Linked DNA regions of Homo sapiens: region 1 is linked to region 2. A link is a loop called in an ENCODE intact Hi-C map of the cell type or tissue named here. Cell type or tissue: PC-9. All regions are shown on one strand. Links, peaks and the distances in the headings refer to the core of each region. The heading gives the core; the rest is flanking DNA.

The links. Hi-C counts contacts between places; a loop is a spot of excess contacts. Peaks named below come from ENCODE experiments on the same cell type or tissue, not always from the same donor. Only the 100,000 strongest peaks of a DNase experiment are listed, where the experiment ranks them.
Region 1: a loop joins it to region 2, with 2.1 times the contacts of the local background. A loop is called at or near these places in 3 of 110 quality-filtered maps.

Annotation. Positions count from the first base shown.
Region 1 is chr7:129,012,381-129,017,766 of GRCh38, forward strand. It overlaps TNPO3 (transportin 3), which reads right to left. Exons shown (of 23, transcript NM_012470.4): 3 at 4,603-4,676; 4 at 2,599-2,755. Among named protein-coding and RNA genes, the nearest start is that of TNPO3, 40 kb to the right of the region's middle. In PC-9, for the core only: no CTCF peak of the experiment used is centred there; no DNase peak of the experiment used is centred there.
Region 2 is chr7:128,959,162-128,964,547 of GRCh38, forward strand. All of the region lies in intron 21 of TNPO3 (transportin 3), which reads right to left. Among named protein-coding and RNA genes, the nearest start is that of IRF5, 24 kb to the left of the region's middle. RefSeq lists enhancers at 3,873-3,982, 4,103-4,402. In PC-9, for the core only: no CTCF peak of the experiment used is centred there; a DNase peak (open chromatin) is centred at 2,110; H3K27ac peaks cover 737 bases.

The DNA.
Region 1 (5,386 bases), core at 74-5,073, 53 kb after region 2:
ATGAACTTGCTATACTGAAACACATCTCTGAAAAATAATTTACTACAGGTTAAGTATCCCTAATCCAAAACTCCAAAATGCTCCAAAATCCAAAACTTTTTGAGTGCCAACATAACGCTCAAAGGGAATGCTCACTGGAGCATTTCAGATTAGGAATGCTGAACCACAAAGTATAATGCAAATATTCCAAAATTTTAAAAACTCAGAAATCCTAAATACTACTTTTTTTACCCTACCCTAAACCCTTCTGGTCCCAAGCCTTTCAGTAAGGGATATTCAACCTGTATCCACATTATTGAGAAAATTAAGCTGGACTATAAAGACTTAAAAATGAGATATGGGCTAATCAATTTATTAGCATCTACTTTAGGAACCAGTAAACATTTTCTATAAAGAACCAGATAAACCGTCTACACTTTGCAAGCCATATGGTCTCTGAAAAATACTCAATTATGCTGATGTAGACCAAAATAATGGACAAAATATAACCAAATGGGCATAACTGTGTTCCAACAAAGCTTTATTTACAAAAAGAGGCAGCCAACCCATAAACTATAGATTTACACACTCCTGCTCTAGAGTATTAAAAATGTCAACTAACTGAAAGGAGCTTAATCACATCTAATTTTTTAAAAAATGTGTATTAGCTCATCCATAATGCGATACTCCTCAAAGGTCAAGTAAAATCTTCTATCACCTTTCAGTTCATCTTTAAGAGACAATCCTTTCTTTTATCTCTCATAATATACAAAAATCAAATCAAAATGGATTAAAGACTTAAATGTAAGATGTGAACTATAAAACTACTACAAGCAAACATTAGGGAAATGCTGCAGGACATTGATCTGGGCAAAGATCTCTTAAGTAAGACCTCAAAATCAAAGGCAACTAAAGCAAAAAAAGTCGACAAAGGTCAAGCTAAAAGGCTTCTGCACAGCAAAAGAAACAATCAACCAAGTAAAGAGACAACCTACAGAATGGGAGGAAATATTTGCAAACTACCCATCCAACAAGAGATTAGTAACCACAATATATAAGAAACCCAAATAATAGCAAAAAAAAAAAAAAATTAAAAATTAAAAAATGGGCAAAAGATCAATAGCAAATGCTGGCAAGGATGCAGAGAAAAGGGAACGCTCTGGAATGTAAAGCAGTACAGTCATTATGAAAAACAGTACGGAAGTTTCTCAACAGACTGAAAATAGTACTACCATACGATCTAGCAATCCCACTGCTGGGTAAATACCCAGAAAAGAAACCAGTATATCAAGAAGATCTCTACAATCCCATGTTTATTGCAGCACTATTCACAATAGCCAAGATATGGAATCAACCTAAGTACCTATCAACGGCTGAATGGATAAAGAAACAATGGTATAGGTGCACAATGAAATATTCGTTAGCCACAAAAAGAATAAAATCTCCTGTCATTTGCAGCAACATGGACGGCACTGTTAGACATTATGTTAAGTGAAGTAAGCCAGGCACAGAAAGACAAATATCACATGCTTTCACTGCTATGTTGGAGTGAAAAAAAATGGATCTCATAGAGGTAAAGAGTAGAATGACGGTGATCAGAGGCTAGGAAGGGTAACGGGGAGGGGACGACCAAGAAAGGTTGATTAACGGGTACACAAATACAGCTGAATAGAAAGGATACGTTATAGTGTTACACAGCAAAACAGAGTGACTATAGTTAATAATTTATTGAGTACTTCAAAATAGCTGAAAGAGAAGATTTAGAATGTTCCCTACACAAAGAAATGATAAAGGTTTGAGGTGATGGATATCTCAATTTGATCATCACCTGATTTGATCTGATCATCACATATTACATACTTGGACAAAAATAATACATGTCACTGGGCACAGTGGCTCACGCCTGTAATCCCAGCACTTCGGGAGGCCAAGGCAGGTGGATCACTTGAGGTCAGGAGTTCGAGGCCAGCCTAGGCAACATGGAGAGACACCATCTCTACAAAAAATAAAAAATTTAGCTGGGCATGGTGGCGCACACCTGTAGTCCCAGCTACTCAGGAGGCTGAGGTGAGAGGATCACTTGAGCCCAGGAGGAGGAGGGTGCAGTAAGCTGAGATCATGCCACTGCACTACAGCCTAGGAGACAGAGACCCTGCTTCAAAAAATAAAAGTAATACATGTAACCCCATAAATATGTACAACTATCATGTATCAATTAGAAAAAAAAAGAAAGGATCCTTTCTTAGTAAAGTAGATTTATACACACTTCCCTTTGCATGATCCTTTATTAACAGCCAACAGTTTGGAGCATTAAGCAGTAGAAGAGCACAAGATAAATAATGAGATGGCCTTAGTTCCAATTCTGAATTAACAGTTGTGTAACTCTAAAGTCCATTTTTCATTCATAAAAGAGATAACGTCACCTTTAGAGGATTATACAGAAACTTAAAAAGCATAGTTTCTGAAAGTATGTTGTCATGGTAAGGTGTTACATAAATACCAAAGCATCATCATTAAATTTTGCAAAGAAAGCTATTTCACAATAATGCAATTGATTACAAAATAACCGCCATGGCTTTCTGCCTTTATGCAGCAACTTAGTATTTCAAACTTACTCACCAATAGAGATACTACTGTACTAGAGTAGAAGGCCAAATCTTCTATAATTTCTGTGCGCCGATTAGCTCCAATTCGTAAGGAACGACTATGTACTTCTTCAGGTAACACTGTAAGGATCTCCAGCAAAAAAGGCAAAGAAGTCACATCATTGCTGTATCTGCAAAAGAAAAAAGTGGAGATATGTTATTTATAGCCAGAAAATACACAATCACATAAGATAACAGCCATCAGAGTAACTCACAACAACAAAAGCAACATTCCCACCACTGTTAAGGGGGAGAAAAAAGATACAAACATAAATGTCCTCCATAATTAGTTAAGATTAAAAAAAGGACACAGTTATTCAATGAAACATAGCCATTATAATGAACATGATATCTATATGTCCTAACATGAAAAAAAGTCCATAATGTAGTAAGTGAAAAACATGTATGAAACATATTGAATATGGGTGAACAAATATATAGGTATATGTACATTAAAATATATATGCACTTATTTATTTTAAAATGCATAAAGGAAACTCTACATAGCCAATTGTTAATAGTGGTTGCTTATAAAATACAGGGTTAAGGGCCAGTTGTGGTGGCTCATGCTTATGATCCCAGCACTTTGGGAGGCCAAGGCAGGAGGATCACGAGTCCACAAGTTCGAGACCAGCCTGGGCATCACAGGGAGACCGTTTCTACATTCAAAATTTTTTAATCAGCCAGGCATGGTGGTATGCATCTGTAATCCCAGCTACTCGGGAGACTGAGGCAGAAGGATCTCATGAGCCCAAGAGTTGCAGGTTCCAGTGAACCATGATCACACCACTGCACTTCAGCCTGGGTGACAGAGTGAGACCCTGTTTCAAAAATAAAATATAAGGATAGGGAGAGAGGACGGGGTTCATTTTGCACTTTGAAGGTTTCCATACTGTTAGAATTTTTTCAAGGAGCATGTATCAATTTCCCCAATAAAAATTTTATTTAAAAAATAAGCTATCCACTCAGGAGGCTGAGGTGGGAGGATCACTTGAGCCCGGGAAGTCGAGGCTGAGGTTGTAGTGAGCCATGACTGTGCCACTGCACTCCAGCCTGGGTGAAACAGCAAGACTGTGTCTCCAAAAAAATAAAAATAATTTTTAAAAAAGTTATCCAAGCTGGATGAGGTGGCTCACGCCTGTAATCCCAGCACTTTGGGAGGCCGAGGTGGGCAGATCACTTGAGGTCAGGAGTTTGAGACCAGCCTGGCCAAACCCCGCCTCTACTGAAAATATAAAAATTAGCCAGGCGTAGTAGCACATGCCTGTAATCTCAGCCGCCTGGGAGGCTGAGACAGGAGAATCACCTGAACCCAGGAGGTGGAGGTTGCAGTGAGCCAAGATCGCACCGTTGAACTCCAGCCTGGGCAACAAGAGCGAGACTCCATCTCAAAATAAAATAAAATAAATAATAAGTTATCCGTAAAATGCTTTAATGACACACTATATTGGAGGTAAAAAGTAATTCTACTTTGTTCAAAAATAACTTCCCAACCAAATGCAAGCAAATATCAAGGTTATCTTGCCAGGACCCAGAAGGAATACTTGTTTCAAAGTAGCAAGCTCTGTGTGTCTAAAAAGAATATTGCCCCTCTGATAAACGTGAAACAAACTCCAATTAGTAAGAACACATATTCATAACAACCTCCCATTTAATATAATCTTAAATTCTATATTTTTACAAAATGGCTGTCATGCCAGTTAGTGAGAGTGATCCACAAGGCAATAAAAGACTTTGCTGCAATTAATTCAAGAAGTGTGTGTTACATAAATCACTAGTCTTTTACATCCCACACAATATATTTCAGTAGTATTTAAAATTTTAGATAAGTTTCATTTAATCTAACAAAGGTTAATAACATAATTCTATGTTAAGAGTTCAGGGAAATAGTCAAATATCTAGCTATTGCTAACAAATTTCTCTGTGTAGGTTAATGGCAATTCCAAATGCTAATATAGAGTCAATACAAATTACTTACTTTTCCACCAGTGTTTGCACACATCCCTTCCAGGAAGGCATCTGTAGGGCAAGATCTGCTATTGCTAAAGCCAGCTGAATAAGAGAGATTAAATAAATGAAGACAGATGAACAGAAATAGGGTCACAATAAATATTAATTGGGAAGCAAAGAAACATTTCTTCCAAACAATATGACAACTAAGACTAACCCCCTTCCCCCATTTCTCCCAACCTCCAATTCTATACATCTGATGTAAACTTTTTTGGGTTAGCTACAAATTGCTGAAATTTAAGAGTTAACCTTTAAAAACTAAAAAAAAAGAAAAGAAAAGAAGTCAGAAACAACAGACTATAGACATTCCTCAAAATATATCAATATTTACTTTTATTTGGCAATACCACAGAACTTCACAGACATATAAATTATACTATGCCAAAGGTCAAAGCTACTAATAAAGTCAGACCTTTGACTCAGTTCTCAAGTAATGGATTGCCATTTCCCTTCTCTTTGCATTTGTCATCTTGAAGACTTAAGAAAAGCCTCCTCTTTAAGGGCACTTCTATGCCAGGCAGAGAACACATGTGAGTACGTACTCACAGAAGTTTCCAGTTTTCCTATCTAATGTATTTCCCTGTCCAAGGGGGAAAGGACAGATGCTCTAGTTCAACGTTTCATTCATGAGACCTTTACTAAAGCCAATCAGCCCTGAAAGGATTTCTTAAAAGGCAACTACCTAAACCTCTGACCTAGCATGCCTGTGAAAACACATACTCACCTTATCCACTTCTGGTATCAAGTTAGTT
Region 2 (5,386 bases), core at 190-5,189:
CCCATATCACTCATGCTCCCAATGTCAGGAAGGAGGAAGATCTGTAACCCAAGAGAAGTTGCTATGTGGTGTGTTATCACAAGGGACTAGGATAACAGAAAACCCTGAAAGTTAGGACAGTGCTGGAGACCGAGATTTTTTTGCTATCCTAATGTCTTACATGTTTTAAATTTTACCCTTCCTCAAGAGACTTCTGTTTTGTTTTGTTTTCAGAACAGATAGAAACAGGGTCTCATTGTGTTGCCCAGGCTGCTCGAACCTCTGGGCTCAAGCTATCGTCCTGCCTCAGCCTCCAAAGTGCTGTGATTACAGGCGTGAGTCACTGTGCCCAGCAGAGACTTTGGAAATGATAACTTCACAGCCTCCTTTGTGGCACATGAGAAAAAGTATTGAAACTGAAATGCAAGTGTGGGAGAACTTTAGTGCGATAGGGTGAAATGAGGGACAGGTGACACTGTCAACTTGGCTTCTGCCCCAATCCTATCTGCAAGTGCTTTGGTGTCAAACACTTCAGCCAAATGTTTAACTGAAGTGTCCTTGGTGGGGAGCCCATAGAAATGGATCAAAAAGCTCCTTGAGGCCGGGCGCGGTGGCTCACACCTGTAATCGCAGCACTTTGGGAGGCCAAGGCGGGTAGATCACCTGAGGTCAGGAGTTTGAGACCAGCCTGGCCAACATGGTGAAATCCATCTCCACTAAAAAGACAAAAATTAGCCGTGTGTGGTGGTGGGCACCTGTGATCCCAGCTACTCGGGAGGCTGAGGCTGGAGGATCGCTTGAACCCAGGGGGTGGAGGTTGCAGTGAGCTGAGATCACACCACCGCACTTCAGCCTGGGCGACAGAGCAAGACTCCGTCTCAAAAAAACGAAAAAGCTCCATGAATGTTAGAACTATAGTTATGTGCTACAATGATGTTTTGGTCAATGATGGACTGCATGTATGACAGTGATCCTATGAGTATAATAGAGATGAACAACTGCATGTTGCGTTACTCACATGCTTGTGGTGATGCTGGTATAAACAAACCTACTGCACTGCCAGTCATATAAAAGGACAACACAAACAATTATCTACAGTATACAATAATTGATCATAAGCAACTATATTACTGGGTTATGTATTTACTATACTACACTTTTTATCATTAATTTAGAGTATATTCCTTCTACTTACAAAAAAAAAAAATTTACTGTAAAACAGCCTCAGGCAGGTCCTTCGGGAGGGATTCCAGAAGAAGACATTGTTATCCTAGGAGATGGCAACTCCATGTGTGTTACTGCCCTTGAAGACCTTCTAAGTGGGACAAGATGTAAAAAGGTGGAAGACAGTGATATTGATGATCTTGACCCTGTGTAGGTCTAGGCTAATATGTGTTTGTGTCTTAGCTTTTAACAAAAAAGTTTAAAAGCTAAAAAAAAAAAATAAAGTAATTTTAAGAATAGAAAAAAGCTTATAAAGATATAAAGAAAAAATTTTTTAATGAGCTGTACAATTTGTGTTTTAAGCTAGGTGTTATTACAAAGGAGTCCAAGAGTTAAAAAAAATTTAGTTTATAAAGTAAAAAAGTTACAGTAAGCAAGAGTTAATTTATTATTATTATTATTATTATTATTTTGAGACAGAGTCTCACTCTGTCGCCCAGGCTGGAGTGCGGTGGCACAATCTCGGCCCACTGCAACCTCTGTCTCCCAGGTTCAAGCGATTCTCCAGCCTCAGCCTCCTGAGTAGCTGGGATTACAAGTGCCCACCACCACGCCTGGCTAATTTTTTAAATTTTTAGTAGAGATGGGGTTTCACCATGTTGGCCAGGCTGGTCTCAAACTCCTGACCTCAAGTGATCTGCCTGCCTCGGCCTCCCAAAGTGCTGGGATTACAGGCATGAGCCACCGCGCCTGGCCAAGGGTTAATTTATTATTGATGAAAAAAATTTTTTTATAAATTTAGTGTAGCCTAAGTATACAGTATCTATAAAAAGTCTACAGTAGTATACGGTAATGTCCTAGGCCGCCTATTCACTCACCACTCACTCACTGACTCACCTAGAACAACTTCCAGTTCTGCAAGTTCCATTCATGGTAAGTGCCCTCATACAGGTATACCTTTTTTTTTCTCTTTTATACTGTATTTTTACTGTACCTTTTCTATGTTTAGATATGTTTGGATATACAAATTCTTACCATTGTGTTACAATTGCCTACAGTATTCAGTACAGTAACCTGCTATACAGGTTTGTAGCCTAGGAGCAATAGGCTACACTATATAGACCAGGTGTCCGGTAGGCTATACCATCTAGGTTTGTAGAAGTATACTCCATGACGTTTGCACAACAACTAAACCACCTAATGACACATTTCTTGGAACATATCCCCATCATTAAGTAACACATGACTGTATTTTCTGTCTCGGTCCTTCTGACGTTTGATATTTCTTAGCTTTCTATTTATTTACTTTTTTAACTGCCAGTATTTTTTAGATTCTGTTTTCTGGCTTCTAGTCCCCAAATTCCTATCCTTCCACCATATTTCTGAAAGCTTTTATGGTCACTATTTCTCGAGCCCCATAAGATTACTAGAGGAGTGCTGAGAAATGAGATCCTTTTGATCCGATGACCTGGTAGGTAACAGAAAATAATGAAACTCTGATGACTTGACTAGGGATTCAACCCCTTACTGGCCTCTAATTCCAGTATCAATGCTTCCCATGTTCAACACCTTTTGGCTTTGAAGAGCCCCAGGCAAGTGACAAGTAGTCATAGAATAAACACCAAGATGGAGAAATGGAAATGATGGCAGGGTTTCTTCTAGTCCCAATTGGTCTTAGTTAATGATAGGTTCATCTGGCATTTGGAAAGCAAGAATGTTATTTTAGACTGAAACGTCCCAGCTTTCTTCAAGTTGACCAACTAAAAAAGCTAGGGAATTGGCCAGGCGCGGTGGCTCACACCTGTAATCCCAGCACTTTGGGAGGCCGAGGCGGATGGATCATGAGGTCAGGAGATCGAGACCATCCTGGCTAACAAGGTGAAACCCCGTCTCTACTAAAAATACAAAAAATTAGCCGGGCGCGGTGGCGGGTGCCTGTAGTCCCAGCTACTCGGGAGGCTGAGGCAGGAGAATGGCGTGAACCCGGGAAGTGGAGCTTGCAGTGAGCCGAGATTGCGCCACTGCAGTCCGCAGTCCGGCCTGGGCGACAGAGCGAGACTCCGTCTCAAAAAAAAAAAAAAAAAAAAGCTAGGGAATTAATTACCAGTACCATGTGAAAAGCAGGCTTGGACTTGCTGAAATGAAACTAAACCAGTTCACCCTCTCTGCCAGAATGGCAAACAAAGTAGCATGTTGAGGCAGGTGTTACGGACCTTAAAATCAAAAGGGAGACTGAGTCATGCATGGGACAGAAAGTTCAAGGGCTTTCTGTCTTGTCTACTACAGGCATTCTAGAGGAAGAGAATTACTAAGAGGGGATGAGCAATCTCAAGTCCTTTCTCTAGCACCTCTACATTAGCTCTTACTTCTGTTCATTTCCCACCACTATGTTACATATGTTACAGCCTGCTATAGGAAGAGCTGCAAAACTTGTTTAGCAATGGAAGATCAAGTAGGTCAGGTTGGTGGTGCACCTTATTTTCCCATATCACAGGACAAAGATAACAGGTTTTTTTTTTCCCCCACAGCACTGCTTTACTTAGGTCTCTTTTCCTTGCCCCAAGATTTATCCTAAATTAGGAAAGGATATCTATGACCTTGATTTCAGACTTACCATATTATTTTATCTGTCATATATTAGTCCCACTGAGGGAAAGAGGGCTTGACAAAGACTTATTCTACAATGTGTGGGATTCCAGAATGTGTGGGTGGCTGCCTTAGAGTCAACAGGAGACATGCCCCAGCTAGTTTTGCAAGTACATAATGACATTCTAGAAGTTTCTCCTCCAAGGAGAAAGGAGTTAACATTCACTGATCACATACTATGTGCAAGATCTTCTTTAGATTTCCATTTGGTATCTCATAATAACCTTATGAGACTGGTAGTACTAACCCTATTTCACTTGATAAATAAACTGAAGTTCAAAGTAATAGGGTATGTGGCAAGATTCAAACCAACATACTTGACTCCAAACCCCATCTTTGGAGGGTTTCCCCTAGGTTCCCATTTGCTTTAGGAAAATTAGAGCCAATACGATCCTGCCCTTATACTGTAACCAGCACTGAATGGAATAATGCAAAACAGAAGCAGAGAGAAGCAACTACTACACTTCTTTCCCCTGAAACAGCTTGTAGACAGAATACTACTTCTACTGAGAAGATTCATAGTAAAAGCAATCAAAGAATTTTTAAGGTCACCCCAGTCAATATATGCCTACCCAGTGGAGGGGAAATCCCCACTTCTGGCAAAATGTGTCATGAAGGGTCACATGCTATTTTTCAGTCATGCATGTCACTTGATCTATGGCTAAAAGTGAGTTATTTCTGGGGCATACTGGGCTTACTACTTAAGCCACTTAGTGAACTATAAAATAATAGCATTCCATGGTTTGGGATTTTAACATTAACAAAATTGCTGGAGACATTCCAGAAGATGAGAAAGTAAACTATTTTGGAAAGTGACATTAAGAAATCAATTCTGAGAAAAGACAACTAGCTCTTGTACCACTGCTTAAAGTTCATTTTCTTTCCCTTCTATATCTGATTTTACCCATAAAAGTGTAATTTATGCTCATAAAAAAGTGCACATAGTGCAGAAAGTTATGAAACGAAAAGAAAAGCCTCCCTTCCCCTCCTAGTCTCACTTATATATCTTTCTGAAAACTTACTGTGCAGAAAGTAGCCTCTGTGTATGTGTATAATTTATAATAAAACAGCTCTTTAAAGTACAAGTTGGTTCGTTTACAATAGCATAAAAAAAACTTATGAAAAAATTTAACCAAGGAGGTGAAAAACTTATACACTGAAAACTACAAAATGTAGCTGAAAGAAATTAAAGACACCAATAAATGGAACAATATACTGTATTTGTCGATTTGGAGATTTAATATTGTTAAGATTTCAATACTACTCAAAGCAATCTATAGATTCAATACAATCCCCATCAAAATCCCAACAACCTCTTGTACAGAAAAATCTACCCTAAAATTCATATGGAATTTCAAGGGTCCCCAAGTGGCCAAAACAATCTTTTTTTTTTTTTTTTTTTTGAGACGGAGCCTCGCTCTGTCGCCCAGGCTGGAGTGCAGTGGTGCAATCTCGGCTCACTGCAAGCTCCACCTCCCGGGTTCACGCCATTCTCCTGCCTCAGCCTCCAGAGTAGCTGGGACTACAGGTGCCCACCACCACGCCCGGCTAATTTTTTGTGTCTTTAGTAGAGATGGGGTTTCACTGTTTTAGCCAG